Linked DNA regions of Homo sapiens: regions 1, 2, 3 and 4 are each linked to region 5. The links are chromatin contacts, found by Hi-C or POLR2A ChIA-PET in ENCODE. All regions are on one chromosome and are shown on one strand. Each heading gives the region's core, a stretch centred on a gene start or an enhancer-like site at or near the end of the contact. The rest is flanking DNA. Distances are from core to core; before and after follow the strand shown.

Region 1 (3,725 bases), core at 723-3,222, 410 kb before region 5:
TTAGCTGGGCGTGTTGGTGTGCACCTGTAATCCCAGCTACTCAGGAGAATCGCTGGAACCCAGGAGGCGGAGGTTGCAGTGAGTCCAGATCGCGCCACTGCACTCCAGCCTGGGTGAAAGAGCGATACTCTGTCTCAAAAAAAAAGAAAAGAAAAGAAAAAGAAAAAAGAAAGAAAGAAAGAAAAAGAAACCATCCCCATGATCCAATCACCTTCTACCAGGCCCCACCTGCAGCACTGGGGATTACATTTCAACATGAGATCTGGGCGGGGACACAGATCCAAACTGTATCACATACAATATGATTCCATTTATGCAACATTCTGAAATGACAAAATTACAGCAATGGGGAACAGGTTAGTGGTTGCCAGCAGGTGGGGAGGAGAAAGGAGGGAAGGTGACTTGAGGCTCTAGAGGGGTAGCATGAGGGAGCCTCCTGGTGATGGAGCAAAATCAAGATATATCTTGATTTGGGTGATGGTTATAAGAATCCACACATGTGATAAACCTGCCTACAACTACACACACACACACACACACACACACACAAATACATATAAAATGGGAAATCTAGGTAGGTTCTGTGACCCAATCTCAATATCATGGTTGTGATATTGTACTGTAGCTATGTAAGATGTCACATTGGGAGAAACTGAGGGAAGGGGACAAGGACCTTCCTGCACACTTTTTGTTTGCATCATCCTTGAATCTATAATTATGTCAATTTTTTTTTAATTGAATTACTCCTCAAGTTTTTTCCTTTATTGGAGGCTATTTAACCCCACTTGCAGCTGCAACATCTCAGCTGTTGCCCAGAGAAAGCGAAGTTCATTGGTACTTGGCCGACCCCAAATTGGAGTTATTGTAGCTAGTAGTTAGATAAGGCCAGCAATTAATCTGTAACTATCCTGTCTGCAGCTAAATGATAGTCTCCCATACAGAGATTTCTCTTTTTGGCATTTTTTGGTTTGTTTCTTGGGATTTTTTTTTTTTCTGAAGCATGGCCCTTTTATGAAATAGATCCATAAACACATTTTCCACTTTCATACATTTGCTAAGTTATGATCTAAAATATTTTTATGACACATACATATAAATAAACAACAACCCCTCCCATTCTAGGCCATGTTTCTGTTTGAAGAATTATCCCATTTGTTATCCTATTTCTATAGCATGCCACCCATGAACCTGATTCAAAGGCCAAAATCCCACAAAATAAAGATAGCATTTGGCTGATAATCCACTCCAAGCAAACAAAGCCTTCTCTTGGGTCAGTAGAAGTTTTGGTTCTGTTTTTACCAAAAATCCTCTCATTCCCTAAAGACAGACTCTGTCTTTACGCAGTCTATTTGTCAAATACAAGGTGCCATGAATTGGGAGACATCTTGATTTCAAGCATGAAATAGCAAGCATATTTCGAGGAATGAGATACTCCAGCATGAAGAAAGCCTGTCTCCGAATGGGTGGGCTGCAGAGGGAGCACCACCCTCCACATGGAGAAAGCATAACCCCTGCGTGTATTTGAAGAGCCATATACCCCTTAAGCCATTAAAAAAAAAATGTTTCATTCTTGATGATGTAATCCTCTCTATGAAAAATACAAAAATTAGCCGGGCGTGGTGGCCCATGCCTGTAATCCCAGCTACTCAGGAGGCTGAGGCAGGAGAATCCCGGGAAGCGGAGGTTGCAGTGAGCCAAGATCGCACCACTACACTCCAGCCTGGGTGACAGAACGTGACTCCATCTCAAAAAAAGAAAAAAACCCACAAGATCCAAACCAAGGTTTCCCTTTTGCACAATAAGAACGCGTGTGGGGAACAATTGTGTGGTTCTTTGCACTGCCCAGATGAGCTCATGAGAAAATTCCCAGCAAGAGCAGCGCCTGGGTGATGGCGGTGAGTCACCGGCAGAGGCCTGACTCCATCACAAGGCTGGGGACAGCGTTCCCGGCATGCAGTGTCAGCTACTTCCTGGCATGGAGTGTCAGCTACTTCCTGTCTGAGTCAGGCGCAGGCCCCGAGGGTGGCTCCGCTGAGGGAACTGGCACCTTCTCCACACACCTCCTTCGCCGAGTCACAGACAAGCTATGCAGAGAAATCTACCGGAGCCACGGCAAGGCTCTGGAAGAGGACAGAGAAGGGAGCAGCTTCCAGAGGCCACATCGGTTTGTCGCCATGACAACAGAGGGGCGGGGCCGTGACCACCTGCCCCTGGCACAAGGCCCCCAAGTGCCGAAGGGTCACTGAGTCTTAAGCAAAGAGCAAGAGGCATCAGCCTCATGGGACAATCCACCCAGAGTCGCCTAACCACAGACCCCAAAAGTCCCCTAGTGGACACCACCCAGTCCAGGAACAGATCAAATTCAAGAATATGTAAACTTGGGTGGGAAAAAAAATCTTTTCCTCCACTAGCCAGGAACTAATATTTAGCATTTTCATTATGAAGATAGGCAGCATACCACATGAGCAGCCTCTGTGTCGGTCACCAGTAAAAATCATAATATGTTCATGGCACATGATGGTTATTGCAGTTTTGTTTTTTGTTTTTTTTTTGAGACAGAGTCTGGCTCTGTCACCCAACCTGGAGTGCAGTGGTACCATCACAGCTCACTGCAACCTCGACCACCCGGGCTCGAGGGATCCTCCCACCTCAGCCTCCAAGTTGCTCGGACTATAGGCGTGTGCCACCACACCCAGCTAATTCTTTTTAGATGGGGTCTCACTATGTTGCCCTGGCTAGTCTCAAACTTCCGGGCTTAAGCAATTCTCCTACATCAGCCTCCCAAAGTGCTGGGGTTACAGGCATGAGCCACCACACCCAGCCTGTTGCAGATGTCTTGAAAGAGTATTTACCCTTCATCTCTACTGTGAAATTACGGTTGTTTTCAGACTTGCCACTATTGAATGCATTATTAAAGTGGTACATATATTTCTACATCGTAAATGTTTATATTTGGCATTTTGATATCAGTATTTCAAGAGTTCTCTCCTTCGTAATCCAAAGTGTGTTATTTTTTAAATGTAAACATTATTCTAAGAAGGGGCTCAGGATCAACCCTGGAGGACCAGAGGGGCTACAGCACACACAAAAAAGCTTCAGTACACTGTATTAGTGTGCTGAGGATGTCGCAACAAAGTACTTCAGATGGAGGGACTTACACAACAGTTTTTTAATTTTTTTTTTTTTTAGAGATAGGATCTCGCTCTGTCACCTAGGCTGGAGTACAGTGCTGCAATCATAGCCCACTGCAGCCTTGACCTCCTGGGCTCAAGCGGTCTTCCCCTTCAGCCTTCCAACTAACTGGGACCACAGGTAAGTGCCACCAGGCTCAGCTATTTTATTTTTTGTAGAGACAGGTCTCCCCATGCTGCCCAGGCTGGTCTCAGTCTCCTGGGCTCAAGTGATCCTCCTGCCTCAGCTTCCCAAAGTGCTGAGATTATGGGAATGAGCTGTCGCACCGGCCCACAACAAAAATTTATTTTCTCCTGATTCTGGAAGGTGGGAGTCCAAGATCAAGGTGTCGGCAGGACTGGGTCCTTTGAGGCTGCGGGAAGGAGCTATCCAGGTGTCTGTCCTTGACCTGTAGTCAGCTGTCTTCACTCCCTCTTCTCATCACCTTCTCTCTGCATGTGCCTGTCTCCAAATTTCCCTTTTTTATAAGGACATCAGCCATACTGGATTAAGGCCCATCCTAATGACCTCATTTTAACTTGATGGCCTCTGGA
Region 2 (4,017 bases), core at 388-2,887, 280 kb after region 5:
ATACTGGGTCCCCACGGACCAGCCAGCAGAGGGACAGCCCTTCCTTAGTGGGGCTCTCCAAGGGCCATAGGAGCACCATGGGCTGGTGCATGTGGCCTCGGGCTGCTCTGGGGAGAGGGTCATTGGTCCCTCTTACTCACCTCCTGTCGGGAGTGGCCAGACACAGCCTGACCATACAAGGGTGACTAGGAGTTTAGGTTCGAGAGTATTGAGGGTGGCCAGGCATTCCGAGTCCAGGGCCCTCCAGGCAAAAACAACTCATCAACCTTTTGAAAGCAACAGCTGAGTCACTAATACCATTAGCAACCAGAATTTGCACTTTCGGTGTGCCGGCATTCTTCTGAGTGTTTTACCTAGAGTCACTGACTCAATTCTCACTGAAACCCTAGGAGGGAGGCAGTGCTATTGCCTCCATTGTATAGATGAGGCAACTGACACTCAGAGAGGTGAAGTAACTTCCTCAAGGATACACAGCTTATAAACACTGGGATTCACACCCAGTTAGTTTGGCTCCAGCATTCCTGCTTTTGACCCCAACATTACACAGCCTCTGATTTATACAATTACAAACATTTTAAATACTGGAAGCTGAATTCAAACTGCATCCACCAACTTGACTTCTAAGACCCCATACACTTTACCTGAGGGGTGCTCAGCCACCAGGCAAAGAATGGGCTGCAGTGACACACTGGCACACGTGCCTCCCGCTTGCGTCTGTGTTCTAAGCTGCTGCGTCCCTGTTGATGTGCACTGAGCTTGCGAGTGATTTGGACTCTCGAGACAATTTCTTTTTTCTTTTCTTTTTTTTTTTTTGAGACGGAGTCTCGCTCTGGCTGGAGTGAAGTGGCGTGATCTTGGCTCACTGCAACCTCCACCTCCTGGGTTCAAACAATTCTCCTGCCTCAGCCTCCCAAGTAGCTGGGATTACAGGTGCCCGCCACCATGCCTGGCCATTTGTTTTTGTATTTTTAGTACAGACGGGGTTCTACCATGTCGGTCAGGCTGGTTTCAAACTCCTAACCTCAAGTGATCCACCTGCCTCAGCCTTCCAAAGTGCTAGGATTACAGGCCTGAGCTACCGCGCCCGGCCTCTCGAGACAATTTCTGTTCAGCCAACTTTTCCTATATCTTTCTCAAAATTATTAGTTTCCGCCCACTGTTCCAATCGAATATGGTCTCTTTTATGAATACCAGCTCTGTCGCCTGCAGCACATTTGCTCTCCCTGGAAGCTTTGGGTCATTTGTGGATCTGGACAGCGTGTTTTCACTGAAGCCGCTGGGTGAGAACAGTGGAGGCGCAGGCGCAGGCTGGGGGCTGGGCAGACACTTCCTTTAGGTGCTGCTGTGTATTCAGCTATGGATCCATCCACTGTGCACTCCCATCCAGCCGGTTTGTCCCAGAGGTGGTGGTAGGGAAGTTCCAGGACATTCCTGTTTCCTCCGCTGCCTTCTCTCTTAGCTGAGCCCTTTCTCACCTTTCCTCCCAGACCCTGTTCCCTCCCCTTACTTGCGGGGCATCCTCGGGGACAGGTTCTGAAACCACAGCTGTGGGCCAGCGTTCCACCTATTGTCTGCGAGCCAGCAGAGCAGAACAAACCTGCCTGAGATTCTCATTACAGCTTGTGATTTGGGAGACGGGCCAGCTGCGGCTGTTGCCAGGGCAACCAGTGGTGCGGAAAAAGGTAACAAAAAAGAGCCTGGAGCCTCTTGACCGGACTTCAGGAGTGAAGGAGTGGAGGGGAGGGCTCGGGCTTGCCATTCAGGAGCGATTGTTGACATGTCAACTGCAATCCCTCTGCCCCTCTCCAGGCCGGGACAGCCCCCAGCACAGCGCCCTGCCATGCACCACCAGCATGTGCCTGCTCTGTGTCTGTGTTTTCAGGGGTCCACTTGGCCCTGCGTAGCCTTTTCTCTTTTATGCATTTCCCCACTCACACTTGAATGTCTTCAATTCCTTCCTCCCTTTCTCTCATTCTCTTCTGCAGCCCCTTTCCCTCTCCTTTCCCACGTACCAGAACATCAGCCTCAAAAGATTAAAAGAAAATTAGCCAGGGGTGGTGACACGTGCCTGTAATCTAGCTACTCAGGAGGCTGAGGTGGGAGGCTCTCTTGAGCTCAGGAGGTGGAGGCTGCAGTGAGCTGTGATTGTGCCACCGCACTCCAGCCTGCGCGACACAAGTCCCCATGTCTCTAAAATAAAATTTAAAAAAATAATAAAATGAAATGTAAATAAGGCACGGGAGGGAACTGATGGTCCTGTGCTGGCAGATCCTGCGGCCTCAGCACCTAAGCGGCCAATGGGCAAAGGTGGTGAATTCAGCCTGTCTAGATAACCTGTGATTCATTGGTTGGGCAGTGATTTGTGACGAGCCCTGGGACGGTTTCTTTCCAGTTACCCACTGGACGTCTTGTGCTGCCATATCCTGGGGAGCCAGAGGGGGGCATTTTCCTTTGAAGGCTTTGAGAGTCATAGCCAAGCCCTTTTCTCCATGGCGTCCCTCCCTGACCCCACCCAACATTTCAGGAGTTAACCTTCCTAAGAGCCGAGCTCTGGCCGTTTTACTCATCGAAGAGGGAATCCCCTACACATTTTAGGTACTCACGCAGCTCGCTTGCCTGAGCACAGGCTTCGACCTTTACCTCACTTCTGGTAGGAGGTCTGTTTCATTCCCATCCAATCTGCAGGTTTTTCCCTAATCCCTTAAGGAAGCAGTAACTTCATGTTTCTCAGAATATCCTGATTGGAAGAATCACTCGGCAGCTTAGAGCACAGATTCCTGAGCCGCATCTCAGACCTACTGAATCAGAAACTCTGGGGAAGTTATCTGGGAATCTGCTTTAGAAAAATTGCCCCCGGTGATGCTCATGTTAGGAGAGGTTTGGGGAACAAAGCCCAAGTGCTGATTTTCGCTTCTCGGGCTCAGCACTTGGGTTCTGTCTGGGCCTCAGGGTACTCTTTCATCTGCAAGGTGGAACTGATCCTCACAGCTCTGCTATCCTGCCCACAAACTTCCCAGACCAGGGAGGCTCTGGGGAGGCATGGCCGGCCTGGTGCTGGCCCAGTGTGGTCAGGACTAGGTCATGCCCCTGTTGCCCATGGCTCACCATGCTGTGGATATCACATCCATCCATGCCTATTGGCTCATGGCAGCTTAAGCCCTAGAAAGAACAGGTGGGAGAACTTTAGCTCTATGTGCCCACCAGGGATCTCACACCTCCTGGCTGCAGGAGCTGGACGGGAGGTCACCTGGCTTTGATGTAAGCTGCCACCTCTTTATGCATCCATCCTGCGAGCACTTGACATGCTATTGCTCTGCGGCATCGTGGCAGCGCTGTATACCGAGAGGAATGCAGGGTTTAGGGCTCAAAAGCTCTGGTTGAATCCTGGCTGCCACTTGCTACCTGTGGGGTCCTGGAGCACTTCCTTTCCTTATCTGTAAAACATGGATAACAACCAACTTCACAGGGTTGCTGTGAAAATTAAGTATGAAAAATTTCCAGCAGAGTGCTTTGCAGATAGAGAACTCGATGCATGTCAGTTCCCTTTCTGTTCATTTTCTCTCTTCCTGTTCAGGTACAGGCTGATTCATTAAACCTCTCTCACTTCTTCTTTCAGATCCCATTAAAACACTTCTGAAGAAAGGTCAAGATACAAAAATCAATTGTATTTTCATATAGTAGCACCAAACATTTGGGAACTGATATTTAAAAAACCAATTCCATTTACAATAGTGTCAAAAAACATAAGATAATTAGCAACAGATTAATAAAAGATGGGAAATATTCAATATCAATACTGAAAACACAAGATGATGCTGAGAGAAATTAAAGAAGATGTAAATACATGGAAAGATATACTATGTTCATGGATTGGACAACTCAGTATTAATATGTCAGTTCCCCCTAAGCTGAAGTATGGCTTCAACACAATCCCAATAGGCTTTCATTTAAAACAAATATAAATTGACAAATGAATTTTAAAATTTGGAAATGTAGAGACTTAGAATAGGCAAAACA
Region 3 (3,849 bases), core at 929-3,428, 370 kb after region 5:
TGCAGCTGGGGCAAAGGCCCAACGACTCCTTCTGTAAGCTTCTTCTTGCTTTTGCACTGTTTACCATCTCCAGGTGTGAGCTCATCTCTTTCCCCACCACAGGTGGCCCCACCCGATCTCAGCTCTGCCTTTCCCGCCTCTCTGCTGGGTTGCATAAGCCAGCGATTCCCAACCCCGGCTGCACCTGGAAGCTACCCCAGGAGCTTCTGGAGAATGTGCCGTGTGAGCCATCCCCCTGCACTGAGCCCTGGTGGGTCAGCGGTGGGGGCGCCCAGGCGTGGGGGTCTATTTAAAGCTCCCAGGTGCTGTGCGGCCAAGATTAAGAGGCACTGCTCCAAACTGTCCTGGCAACTCTGACTGTACCCGGCACTCCCCACGCCCAACCTCCCTTCTGCCCCTGGGCAGGTTGGCATCCAGTGTCGGGGAGAACCCTGGAGGCGAACGCCAGCCTTATAGAGCCCCACTGTTGGGAGGCCTGCAGGTTGGACAAGGCGAGGTCTGAGTCACCTTGGTTGGGAGCAGATGCTGCCCTGTTGGTGGCCTGCCAGCCTCTGTCCCCACCCCACCACTCAGAGACATGGTGTGCCTGCACTTTCCTGATCCGGGAGCTCCTGCCTTGCTGCCCAGATGACCTTTGGCCTAGGAAGAAGTCAAATCTCAGTGTTTTGGACCGGGCACGGTGACTCACAACTGGAATCCCAGCACTTTGGAAACCCGAGGTAGGTGGATCACTTGAGGCCAGGAGTTCGAGACTAACCTGGCCAACATGGTGAAACCCCATCTTCACTAAAAATACAAAAATTAAGGCGTGGTGGCAGGCACCTATAATCCAAACGACTCAGGAGGCTGAGGCAGTTGAATTGCTTAAACCTGGGAGGCGGAGCTTGCAGTGAGCCGAGATCGCACCACTGTACTCCAGCCTGGGCGGCAGAGCAAGACTCCGTCTCAAACAAAAACAAAAACAAAACAAACAAAAACAAATCTCAGTGCTTTTGATGAACAGTATTTTCCTGCACCGGGAGCCTTGTGGTCGTGGCTTCATGGAGGAGGTGTTGGTGACTTTCATTCACTCACTCACTATTCTACAAGTGTTTCCTTGGGTGCTTCTCCTTACTGTGAGTCTGCAGGGACTTGGAGGGAGACGCTGCGCCGGCCTCTGGGCCCAGGAGATGTAACATAAATGGCCATGCAAAGACAGTGGGTCAGGTCCCTCGTCAGTGGATTCCCATTCGAGGAGGTGCTCAGAGAAGGGGACAGACTTCCAGGAAGTGGCACTGAGGCGGGGGCAGATTTCAACAGGGGTGGGGCGTTCTTGGTGAGGAAACTGCATGAGTGACGGTTTGGAAGTGGGAGCGTCAGTGTCTTTTGGGGAGCCCGCGCTGCCTGGGAGGTAAGGGAGAGGTCCGAATGCCGTCGCAGACAGCCTGATGGTTTGCTGAAGGAGTCTGGATCCTTTTCAAGTCCCAGTGAAGCCTGGTGATATGGCCTTGGGCAAGTCAGTGGCTCTCTCTGCCTCAGTCTCCTCAACTGTAGCTGGGGGTAACAGTGAGACCCGCCTCAACGTGGTTGTGAGGAGGGTGGGGGGTGGGGGATGTGGAGAAAGTGCTAAGAACAGCGTCTGTGGGGCCGCAGAAGTGTTTTGCATAATGTCACCAAGATTAGTGCTATTTCTTCCCCAGAAGATCAGATGGAGACTCACGGAAGGTTTTTAACCTGTGGGGACGTGCGGCCAAATTGTGCTTTAGGAAGCTTATGCTGGCAGTGATGTGTGGTATGAAGGAGGGCAAGGGAGATGGGCCCTGTAGGAGGCAGATTCGGCCACCTAAGCCTGAGCTGATTAGGACAGGAGGGAAGGTGGAGGCAGTCAGCAGAGAAAGGAAGGGACGTGGGGAGGGGAAGCAGAGAGGAAGGCGTTGGAGGGACAGGGCCTGACTTAGTAACCCCGGGGCCTTGAGCAGTTCTGGACGAGGTGGGAGGGGAGTGAGCAGGGGACGGGAGAGACTCCAGCCCCACCAGGCTGAGCCGTGTCCACACCCTGCCGGGTCAGAGTTACTGCTGGTACCATCGGGAGGGTGGGCCAACCAGGCCCATCTGGCCTCTTGCCTGTCAGATGGTGGAAGCATGTCAGAGTTCTCAGAATCCTGGAGCCACTGAGAGCCGGAGGAGCCCTTGTCCAAGACTCAGGCTGTGATCGGAACAGGGTAGAAGGTGCTGCTTCTAACCCTGGGGCCTGCCTGTCTCCAGAATTTGGAGAAAAGGAAAGTCCTGGACTCCTCTCAAGCCAGGAAGGTGCTGACCAGGAGGGGAGGGTCAGGGAGAGGGGAGTCAGCAGGGACAGCTGCCTCTCCTCCGCCTGCAGGCCCAGGCCCTTCCTAATCTCCAGCTCCACCAGCTTCAAGGCAGAATCTGAATCCACACAGAGTCTGAGGTATCTTGGAAACCCTCTCCTTCCCTCTTGGATGTGTGGACTGTCAGACATTGTGAAGAGGAGAAGAGGAAGAGGAAAGACGCTGCCCCCAGTATGCAGACAGAGAGCACCCCGTTCCAGAGAGGCCAGCGCTCCAGGAGTGACAGCTGCTAATGCCCTTCTTCCTTCAGTCTCCCTGCCCCAGCTACCCTCTCCCTCCCTCCTCTCCCTCCTTCCCTTTCTTCCCGCAGCAAAACACACGGAGCCCAGTGATCTGCAGGCACAGTGCCGGGCCCTAGCGCTCCATGGGCACAAGTGACAGCTGTGGCCGAGGTCGGGGAGGGTGCTGGACTGGAAGCCTTGGGAGGCTCTGAGCACACAGGATTTGGGGCTGATACTATTGAGGGTCAGAGGCTGCTGGACTGGGTTGTAAAGCATCTGAGGCTTTGAAGACCATTTGGATAATTGGGTGTTGCAGGCTCAGGGTGAGTTTGGGGCTTCCTGGAGACTTTGGGGTGCAGAGTAGCCCCTTCCCAGGCCGGCTCTCTGCCTGCCTTTGGACCTGGGATGTTTCTGCTGGGAAGCAAGTGGACTGGTGCCTTGGAGAGGATGCCTGTGGGGAGGGGCTGGACTGCTCACAGGGCCTCCTGATCCTCGTTTCTCAGTGTCACTGATGTTCAATTCTGAAAGTTCTGCCTTTAGAGTTATCTCAATAGCCCAATGTGCCTCCTTCCTGGCATGGTTGTCCAGGGGCAGACACCCTTCTGGGGTTGGCCTGTTTGGGAGAAGCCTGAGATCTGCAGAGAAGTCTGCCAGGCGGCCTGGGACTAAAAGCTGCAGAAGGTGGGGCATGAGGAAGCAGTGGGCAGGCAGAAGGAGTGGGCAGGTGGTCTGCTGCTGCCTCGGGGATGCAGCTTGAGCTGGACTTTCTGCCTGGCTCCGTCTTGTCACCGAGTTCGCAGCATAAACGTCATCCCTCAGAGACGCTGACTCGATCTCTAATAAAAGCTATCAGCCTGTCCCCCTTTACTACGAGACCCCTCTTAGCTCTGCAGAGCATCCATCACAGTTAGGCATTTTTGCCTTTTTTTCCATCCACCCACGCTTCCCACCCCACCAGGACGTGAGCTTGGACTTCATCTTGTCATCCCAGCAGCAAGGAGTCGATTTTGCAGGATGGATGGAAAACACAGAGAGGACCAGCTGTTTCATTTCTAGGCACCTCACTTCTAACCTGGAACCGGTTCCGAGAGGAAGGACCAGGAAGACCCATGTGTCGGGAATGGTGGACAGAAGGAGTGTGCTCAGCTGCCGCCGAGAAGACCACACGCTGGGTGCTGAAAAGATGGGGGGACCTGCTAGGAACCATGGCCCTGGGCTAAGTCGGGGATGAAGGCGGGAGCTGCTGTGCTGGACTGCAGCTCAGCACAGAGACAGTGAGC
Region 4 (4,194 bases), core at 1,116-3,615, 300 kb before region 5:
GCCACTGCACTCCAGCCTGGATGACAGAGTGAGACTTCGTCTCAAAAAAAAAAAAAAAAAAAGTTGAGCCTGGTGATCCACGCCTGTAATCCCAGCTACTCACGAGGCTGAGGGAAGAGAATCGCTTGAACCCGGGAGGCAGAGGTTGCAGTGAGCGGAGATAGCACCACTGCACTTCAGTCTGGGCGACAGAGTGAGGTTCTGTCTCAAAAAAAAAAACAAAGACAAAGAAAAAAGAAAATAAAATACTGGGTACTAGGCTTATACCTAGGTGATGAAATAATCTACAACAAACGAGTTTACTTATATAACAAACCTGCACATGTACCTCTGAACTAAAACATTTACAAAAAAATAGACGCATCGAGAAAAGGCAAGGGCTTTGGAGTCTGGCAGATGAGAACTTGCATCTGAGCTCCACTATTCTCCCACTAACATAGGTAAACATCTGGCTCCTGCAAAGAACGCCAGACATGTTCATCCCTGCCGGCTCTGTGTAACTGACCTGAAATTCTCCACCTGGGAAAATCTGTTTTGTGCCCCCAGGGAGAAGGAAAGTCTAGCCTCTTCCTCATAAGGAAGTTGTGGGGAAAAGAGAGATCAGATTGTTACTGTGTCTATGCAGAAAAGGAAGACGCAAGAAACTCCATTTTGATCTATACTAAGAAAAATTGTTTCTGCTTTGAGATGCTGTTAACCTGTAACTGTAGCCCCAACCCTATGCTCACAGAAACATGTGCTGTATTGAATCAAGGTTTAATGGATTCAGGGCCGTGCAGGATGTGCCTTGTTAACAATATGTTTGCAGGCAGTATGCTTGGTAAAAGTCATCGCCATTCTCCATTCTCGATTAACCAGGGACACCATGCACTGCAGAAGGCTGCAGGGACCTCTGCCCAAGAAAGCCTGGGTATTGTCCAAGGTTTCCCCCCACTGAGACAGCCTGAGATATGGCCTCCTGGGAAGGGAAAGACCTGACCGTGCCCCAGCCAGACACCCGTAAAGGGTCTGTACTGAGAAGTAGTGAAAGAGAGGGGGCCTCTTTGCAGTTGAGATAAGAGGAAGCCTTCTGTCTCCTGCTCATCCCTGGGAATGGAATGTCTCGGTGTAAAGCAGACCAATCCCATTCGTTCTATTCTGAGATAGGAGAAAACCGCCCTGTGGCTGTAGGCGATATGCTGGCAGCAATACTGCTCTGTTACTCTTTGCTACACTGAGATGTCTGAGTAAAGGGAAACATAAACTTAGCCTATGTGCACATCAGGGCACAGTACCTTTCCTTGAACTTATTCATGATACAGATTCCTTTGCTCACATGTTTCCCTGCTGACCTTCTCCCCACCTGTTGCCCTGCTACACTCCCCTCGCCAAGATAGTAAAAATAATGATCAATACTGAGGGAACTCAGAGACGGCCACCAGTGCGGGTCCTTCGTATGCTGAGTGCCAGTCCCCTGGGCCCACTGTTCTTTATACTTTGTGTCTTATTTCTTTTCTCAGTATCTCCTCCCACCTGACGAGAAACACCCACAGGTGTGGAGGGGCTGGCCCCCTTCAGAAGTCTTTCAAATACTTCCAGACAGGGGTCAAGTGTGCCCAGTCCTGCCATGTCTGGGTTAAACATCCCCAATTCTTCAACCATGCCTCCTGTGACTTATTTCCTGACCCTTCACCCGCTCACTCACTCTCCCCAAATTCACCGCAGGCCCTGTTCATGAAGATTCGGATGGAGCCACAGACCCAACGCATACGAGGTCCTCAGGGAGTCTGTGTCCCACACTGGGGGCTAGGAGCGGTCCCCGGGTGCTCACTGGCGGCGCCTCCACCGCGGACCTGCCCCAGCCCCGCATCCACGCGCGGGGTGGGGTGGGCCGCCCACTTCTCCCGCGCCCTCAACCCACAGGGAAACGGGCTGCGCGCCCGGGCCGCCCCGCAGAGTCCAGATGCCTAAATCCCTCCTAGTCTGTTTCCTCATCTGCGGCCTGCACGCCCGCCGCAGCCACACCCAACGCCGGGACGCGCAAAAACACCTGCCGGGCCTATTTCCTCTCGGGTATTATTTACAGCCGCTCCCAGGCCTTCTCGGAAAACATCCTTTGCCGGAAACACAACCCCAGGTCCCCAGAGCGTAGGGGGCCCAGCGCCGGATCCACGCGGAGCTCACGAGCCGGACAGTCGCCGCAGAGCAGGCTGGGGCCGCGCGGCGCACGCCGGGAGGGCGCGCGACAGCACGTGAACGCGGCGTGCCGCACGGCCCGGGAAGGGCGGGGTGCGCGCTGACCGGCTCGTGCGCCGCAGGCAGCAGCCAATCCGCGCGGACCACCCCCAGGCCCCGCCCCCGCCGGTCCCGCCACGCCCCCGTCGGGCCCGCAGCTGCTCCCGGGGCCCGGGACCCAGCTGGCTTAGGCGCCCGAGGTGCACCTGGGAGGAAGCAGGCGCGGGGTGCAATGGAGGGTGGAGGCGCGCACCGTGCCCAGAGCGGGGCTCCCGGGAGCTGATGTCCCGTCTGGCCCCCCTACCTCCCAGCTGGGTCCCCACCTACCCGCCCTGTCTTACCGCCCTCAGCACAGGGACCTGCCTCTGTCCCCACGACGCCAGGCTCCAGGTGTATCTAGGACTAAAGAGTTGACATCCAGTCTATATAGGGTTGTGGGGGGTTACCTTAAAAGTTCCTTTTTGTTATTAAAAAAAGTAATATACACTTGTGCAGTGATTGAGAACAATAGAGGGAGGGAACATAAAATATTCGTGATGGAGTTCCCTTCCAGACTTCCCGTCTCTGGAGATATTTTCTTAAGCCCCAGGAGGCTTGGTCTTGGCCCCCACCTCTGCATTGAATGTCTGATCTCCCTCAACTCGGTGTCATCACACATGGGATAGGGGTCAGAGGTTATCACGAGGAATTTTATGTTGCTAATGAGTACAGCCAGTAGCAAAGGAGATTCAAGATGAAGACAACATTCCTGGGGAAAACACAGAAAGCAAATGAAAGATACAATTATGGGACGGGGGAAGGAGAGGAAGAACTCTGTGCTGCTGGACTGGAATAACTGATCCGTTTGAATTTACAATTTTAAAATGTTTCCCAGCTCCATCCATGAAAAACGCCCTGGAAACACGGACACTCCGGTAGCAAGAAGAGGCACACAAAAGCCCAGATCCAGCCTTCTAAGGACCATCCTCCACTGAAAGTACCCAGGGATCCTTGGAGGAGTGGCTGCTCCCAAGGCCGAGACTGGGAAGGACACAAGGAGCCTGGAACAGGAGTTAAGACAGAGCTCAAAAGCTGAAGGGGGCGTGTCAAGGACACAGCAGCCAGCCTGAAAGGGTTCTCACCCAAACTGGGAGTGGCTTGAGCATCAATTGAGTATGTCAGGAATGGATTCTAACACATGCAGTCATAATTTTAAAAATCCCGGAGTCCACATTGGTACTATTACTACTATTAATAATGATGATGAAATTAAAGCTAGTAAAAGGGAGGATGGGCAGGAAAGAGCTTCTTTACAAAAGAATGCCAACTAATAAATGTGGAAAGAATGACAAAAATGGTAAATAGCCATTTTACGGACACTCTGATAAGTGTTTCACTCAAGAATCATCAATAGATGCTAAAGCTATGAAATAAAAGATTATTCCTTGTATATACACACCCCAAAGAATTGAAAGCAAGGTTTCAAAGAGATGTTTGTAGACCCATGTTCGCAGCAGCATTATTGACAACAGCCAGAAGGTAGAGTAATCCATGTGTCCAACAACAGATGAATGGATACACAAAATGTGACTAAACACACAGAACATTACTCCGCCTCCAAAAAGATGGAAATTCTGACCCATGCTACAACGTGGATGAGCCGTGAGCACTTGATGCTAAGTGAAATAGGCCAGGCACAAACAGACAAATGTTGTAAGATTCCACTCACATGAGTTCCCTAGAATAGTCAGATTCAGAGACAGAAAGAATGGTGGCTGCCAGGAGCTGGGGATTGTGAAGAATGAGAGTTATTGTTTAATGGGTGCAGAGTTTCAGTCTTGCAGGATGAAAAAGTTCTAGAGATGGTTGGTGGTGATGGTTGTACAACACTGAATATATTTAACACCACTGAGCTGTATACTTAAAAATGTTGAAGATGGTAAATTATAAGTGTATTTACCACAATTAAAAATGTTTACATTAGAAATTAAAGGCCACCCT
Region 5 (3,936 bases), core at 1,206-3,705:
GATGCCTGAGTGTTTCCCATCTGGGTCGCCAAAATGTATCCGGACTTTATTCCTTCTGGTGCGTTCTTGGTCTCACTGACTTCAACAATGAAGCCGTGGACCTCGCAGTGAGTGTTACAGTCTTAAAGATGGTGCATCCAGAGTTGTTTGTTCTTCCCAGTGGGTTTGTGGTCTTGCTGACTTCAGGAATGAAGCCGCAGACCCTCACGGTGAGTGTTATGGCTCTTAAAGTTGGTGTGGACCCAAAGAATGAGCAGCAGCAAGATTTATTATGAAGAACAAAAGAACAAAGCTTCCACAGTGTGGAAGGGGACCCAAGTGGGTTGCTGCTGCTGGCAGGGGGTGGCCAGCTTTTATTCTCTTATTTGTCCCCGCCCACGTCCTGCTGATTGGTCCATTTTACAGAGTGCTGATTGGTCCACTTTACAGCGTGCTGATTGGTATGTTTACAATCCTTTAGCTAGACACAGAGCGCTGATTGGTACATTTTTACAGAGTGCTGATTGGTGCATTTACAATCCTTTAGCTACACAGAAAAGTTCTCCAAGTCCCCATTTGACCCAGGAAGTCCAGCTGGCTTCACCTCTCAGTATGAACCTTTAATATGAGCTCTGCCCTCTAACTTTGTGAGCGTACAGCACAGTAACATTCACCTCAGGCCCAGTGCTGCCCACCCATCTGGAGGACTGATTCTTCTGGCACAGGGGAAACTTGATCTGAATTGAGAGCAGCTCCCCCTTCCCTCTCCTGTGGGATCTGCATGTCTCCCAAGTTCCACAGTAATGCTGGTGTGGACACTGCGTTGGGGAGGCCTCGTGTTGAAAGCCCATGGAGTCAGGGACGTGGCAGGATCACTGGCTGTATAGCAGCAGCTGAGGGTCCCTGTCCTGCAGTTTTCTCCACCACAGTCAGCTGCTCCGGGACAGTAGGTGGAAAGTCAGAATTCACTAAGATGGGGACTTTTCCAGGCAAACAGAGCAGAAGGGTCATTTAGCACAGTGTCTGGTACAGGGGAAATGCCCAAAACACACAGCTTGTTACTATCTAGCGCCAGCCTCCCCTTCCCTTCTCCCTTCCAACTGCGCATGGGACTCTCCCTCTCTGACTGTGCAGCATGTAGAGCCAGGCCCTGTAGCCAGCAGCCCTGAGTCCAGCTGTGGGACCTTGTGCTAGCTGCTTGCCCTCTCTGAGCTTCTGTTTCATCTGTAAACTGAGATGATAATAACTCTTTCTTCACAGAGTTGCTGGGAGCCTGAGCACCTTTCGTTTTTCGGCTCAGAGAAAGCCAAGTGCAACTTGCTTCAGTCATCCTGAACCTGAGTTCAACCAACCGCAGCCACCTACGTTTGACCCCAGCGAGATCAAAGTTGTATATCTGAGGTGTACCAGTGGTGAAGTCAGTGCCACATCTGCACTGGCCCCCAAGGTCAGCTCCCTGGGTCTGTCTCCAAAAATGGTTGCTGATGACATCACCAACCATTGACTGGAAGAGTCTGAGGATGATAGTGAAACTGACCAGCCACAGCAGACAGGCCCAGATTGAGGTGGTGCCTTCTGCCTCTGCCCTGATCGTCACAACCCTCAGGAACCACCGACAGAAAGAAAGAAACACAAAAACATGAAACACAGTGGTAGCACCACTTCTGATGAGATTGTCAACATTGCCTAACAGATGCAGCAGCAGTCTTTAGCCAGAGAACTCTCTGGAACCATTAAAGAATTCCTGGGGGCCGGTTGCGGTGGCTCATGCCTGTAATCCCAGCACTTTGGGAGGCCGAGGCGGGAGGATCATGAGGTCAGGAGATCGAGACCATCCTGGCTAACGTGGTGAAACCCCGTCTCTTACTAAAAATACAAAAAAATTAGCCAGGCATGGTGGTGGGCGCCTGTAGTCCCAGCTACTCAGGAGGCTGAGGCAGGAGAATGCTGTGAACCCTGGAGGCAGAGCTTGCAGTGAGCCGAATATGCGCCACTGCACTCCAGCCTGGGCAACAGAGCAAGACTCCGTCTCCAAAAAAAAAAAAAAAAAAAAAGAATTCCTGGGGCCTGCCCAGTCTGTGAGCTGCCATGTTGATAGTATCACAGATGATACCAACAGTGAAGCTGTGGAATGCCCAGCTAGTTAAAGAATGCAAAGGAAAATATTTTCACAAAGGGTTATCTGATAACCAAAAAAAAAAAAGACATTTCATCTAAGCCACTTAACACCGTGTCTGATGTGTAGTAAATAATAAATGTCAATGATTCTCAAAGAACCCAGGAATAGAAAAAGCATTTAATAAAAATTAGCTCTTGGCATAATCTCTTCATCCACACCCAGCAGAGTCGTCAGATGTCTTCCAGGTTCACAAGAATTAATTTCTCCGCCCCTGTTCCTGCTTTGCACTTTGTAGCAATTATCCCATGGTTCGCCTTATGTTAGAACTATTTATATAAGTGGTAGTCAAGGCCACTGAGTCATGCATCCCTGGAGGTCAGTTACTATTTCTTTTTATGAGTCAGAGTCACTCTGCCGCCCAGGCTGGAGTGCAGTGGTACGATCTCGGCTCACTGCAACCTCCGCCCCCTGGGTTCAAGTGATTTTTCTGCCTCAGCCTCCCAAGTAGCTGGGATTACAGGCTCCCACCACCGTGCGCGGCTAATTTTTGTATTTTTAGTAGAGACAGGGTTTCATCATGTTGGCCAGGCTGGTCTCAAACTCCTGACCTCAGGTGATCCAACCGTCTCAGCCTCCCAAAGTGCTGGGATTACAGGCGTGAGCCACCGCACCCCGCCTGGGTCAGTTACTGTATCTTACGCACCTTACAAACCCCAGAAGGCTGCACACAGCTCCTGCACATGGTATGCCTTCAAGGAATTACCCATGGATTTGAATAAGGTTATATATGATGTAACACTCATGCGCTTTATTTCATTTTTAATGAGTTTATATTCTAAAATATTTGCTTCTGGGGAAAAATAATTCAGACAGTACAAATAAAGATTATTCCAAATAGGATCATATAACACTCTTGCAACTTTAAACTGAGTGCATTGTTTCTCATTAGTTCTTTTTGTTTTGTTATTTTCATTTTCTCATTAGTTCTTAAAGATCTACCTCATTCTTTTTAACTTTGCATAATGTTGCATTCTTTCTGACATTCCATCTTTCAGATGTGCCACAATTTGTCTAAGCTGTTCCCTATTTCTGGACATTTTAGGACATTCTGGGGTTGTTTAAGTTATTATAAACAGCAGTGCCGGACACATCTTTGTGTCCTTATGGGAATGACTGGAAGATAAATTCCTAGAAGCGGATCAAAGGATCTGTCCATTTTTTTAGGTTGCCAACTGTATCAGCTACAGTTCAGTTAGCAGAGACTAGCGTTCATTGGAGCCAGCTTATGCAGAAGATTTGTTACGGGGTCCTGATGGTATGCAGAATTGTCAGGAAGGCTCGAGAACAAATCTCGTTGAACTTTCAGGGACGATATCAAGGGCTGTACTTCAGACCTAGGCCTCAAAAAGAAGTGCCTTTTCAATCAGGAAAATCTTTGCCAGTATAGGAAGCTGCTGCCTTCGCTTCCAACTCCAGAAGCTTGCTGTCTTCATCTGCTACAGTCGAGAGGCCAAATGATCAGAAAACACTCCACAGAAAATCACTTGCAGCCTTTGCCAGTGGAAGCAGAAATACGGCTTTCGCTTCTGCTTTCCGAAACTCAAGCAATTAGCAGAATCCAACTCACATCTCAAAATCTGGACCTAGGGGAGCCTGGGGCATGTAGCTGGTAACTTCCCTGTGTCTGCAGTGTGGGGCTCACATGCCCAGGAGGCTGGGATGGGTCTTGAGCACCACAGACATCGCTTTTGCCAAGATTCCTTCCCAGGCATACCCATCACCAAAGCTGTGTGGTATCGCACTTTTTTTTTTTTTTTGAGACGGCGTCTCACTCTCGC

The links. A loop is a pair of places that touch in the nucleus more often than their neighbours do. ChIA-PET counts read pairs that join two places held with the same protein, here RNA polymerase II (POLR2A). Pooled maps may share reads with other maps.
Region 1: a loop to region 5 is called in a pooled map, with 5 times the contacts of the local background. The contact joins two enhancer-like sites. A Hi-C loop is called at or near these places in 2 of 50 pooled maps. POLR2A ChIA-PET finds 5 or more read pairs at or near these places in 2 of 52 experiments (PC-9 and Panc1).
Region 2: a loop to region 5 is called in a map with no recorded cell type, with 7 times the contacts of the local background. The contact joins two enhancer-like sites. A Hi-C loop is called at or near these places in 5 of 37 single-sample maps with no recorded cell type and 4 of 50 pooled maps. POLR2A ChIA-PET finds 5 or more read pairs at or near these places in 2 of 52 experiments (OCI-LY7 and activated B cell).
Region 3: POLR2A ChIA-PET joins it to region 5 with 16 read pairs in PC-3. The contact joins two enhancer-like sites. POLR2A ChIA-PET finds 5 or more read pairs at or near these places in 2 of 52 experiments (PC-3 and activated T-cell).
Region 4: a pooled map shows a loop between it and region 5 (4-fold over the local background). The contact joins two enhancer-like sites. A Hi-C loop is called at or near these places in 2 of 50 pooled maps. POLR2A ChIA-PET finds 5 or more read pairs at or near these places in 4 of 52 experiments (B cell, T-cell, WTC11 and 1 more).

What each region holds. Positions count from the first base shown.
Region 1 is chr10:6,273,663-6,277,387 of GRCh38, reverse strand. It overlaps a transcript of PFKFB3 not described here. Among named protein-coding and RNA genes, the nearest start is that of LINC02649, 51 kb to the left of the region's middle. RefSeq lists enhancers at 1,694-2,133, 2,284-2,393. Within about 2 kb of position 1,972, at least 31 of the 41 ENCODE cell types and tissues checked have a DNase peak (open chromatin) inside an H3K27ac peak, as active enhancers do.
Region 2 is chr10:5,581,376-5,585,392 of GRCh38, reverse strand. No RefSeq gene overlaps it. Among named protein-coding and RNA genes, the nearest start is that of LASTR, 13 kb to the left of the region's middle. RefSeq lists enhancers at 1-854, 1,461-1,989. Within about 2 kb of position 1,637, at least 7 of the 41 ENCODE cell types and tissues checked have a DNase peak (open chromatin) inside an H3K27ac peak, as active enhancers do.
Region 3 is chr10:5,485,145-5,488,993 of GRCh38, reverse strand. No RefSeq gene overlaps it. Among named protein-coding and RNA genes, the nearest start is that of CALML5, 13 kb to the left of the region's middle. Within about 2 kb of position 2,178, at least 3 of the 41 ENCODE cell types and tissues checked have a DNase peak (open chromatin) inside an H3K27ac peak, as active enhancers do.
Region 4 is chr10:6,161,847-6,166,040 of GRCh38, reverse strand. It overlaps a transcript of PFKFB3 not described here. Among named protein-coding and RNA genes, the nearest start is that of MIR3155B, 12 kb to the right of the region's middle. RefSeq lists an enhancer at 1,619-1,728 and a silencer at 2,139-2,618. Within about 2 kb of position 2,365, at least 30 of the 41 ENCODE cell types and tissues checked have a DNase peak (open chromatin) inside an H3K27ac peak, as active enhancers do; they include B cell, where a contact is called at or near this core.
Region 5 is chr10:5,859,995-5,863,930 of GRCh38, reverse strand. ANKRD16 (ankyrin repeat domain 16) reads left to right here. Exons shown (of 8, transcript NM_019046.3): 8 at 1,240-2,315. It also overlaps the pseudogene RPL12P28. Among named protein-coding and RNA genes, the nearest start is that of TRV-TAC3-1, 8.2 kb to the right of the region's middle. RefSeq lists enhancers at 745-874, 1,075-1,144, 1,445-1,494. Within about 2 kb of position 2,455, at least 4 of the 41 ENCODE cell types and tissues checked have a DNase peak (open chromatin) inside an H3K27ac peak, as active enhancers do; they include B cell, where a contact is called at or near this core.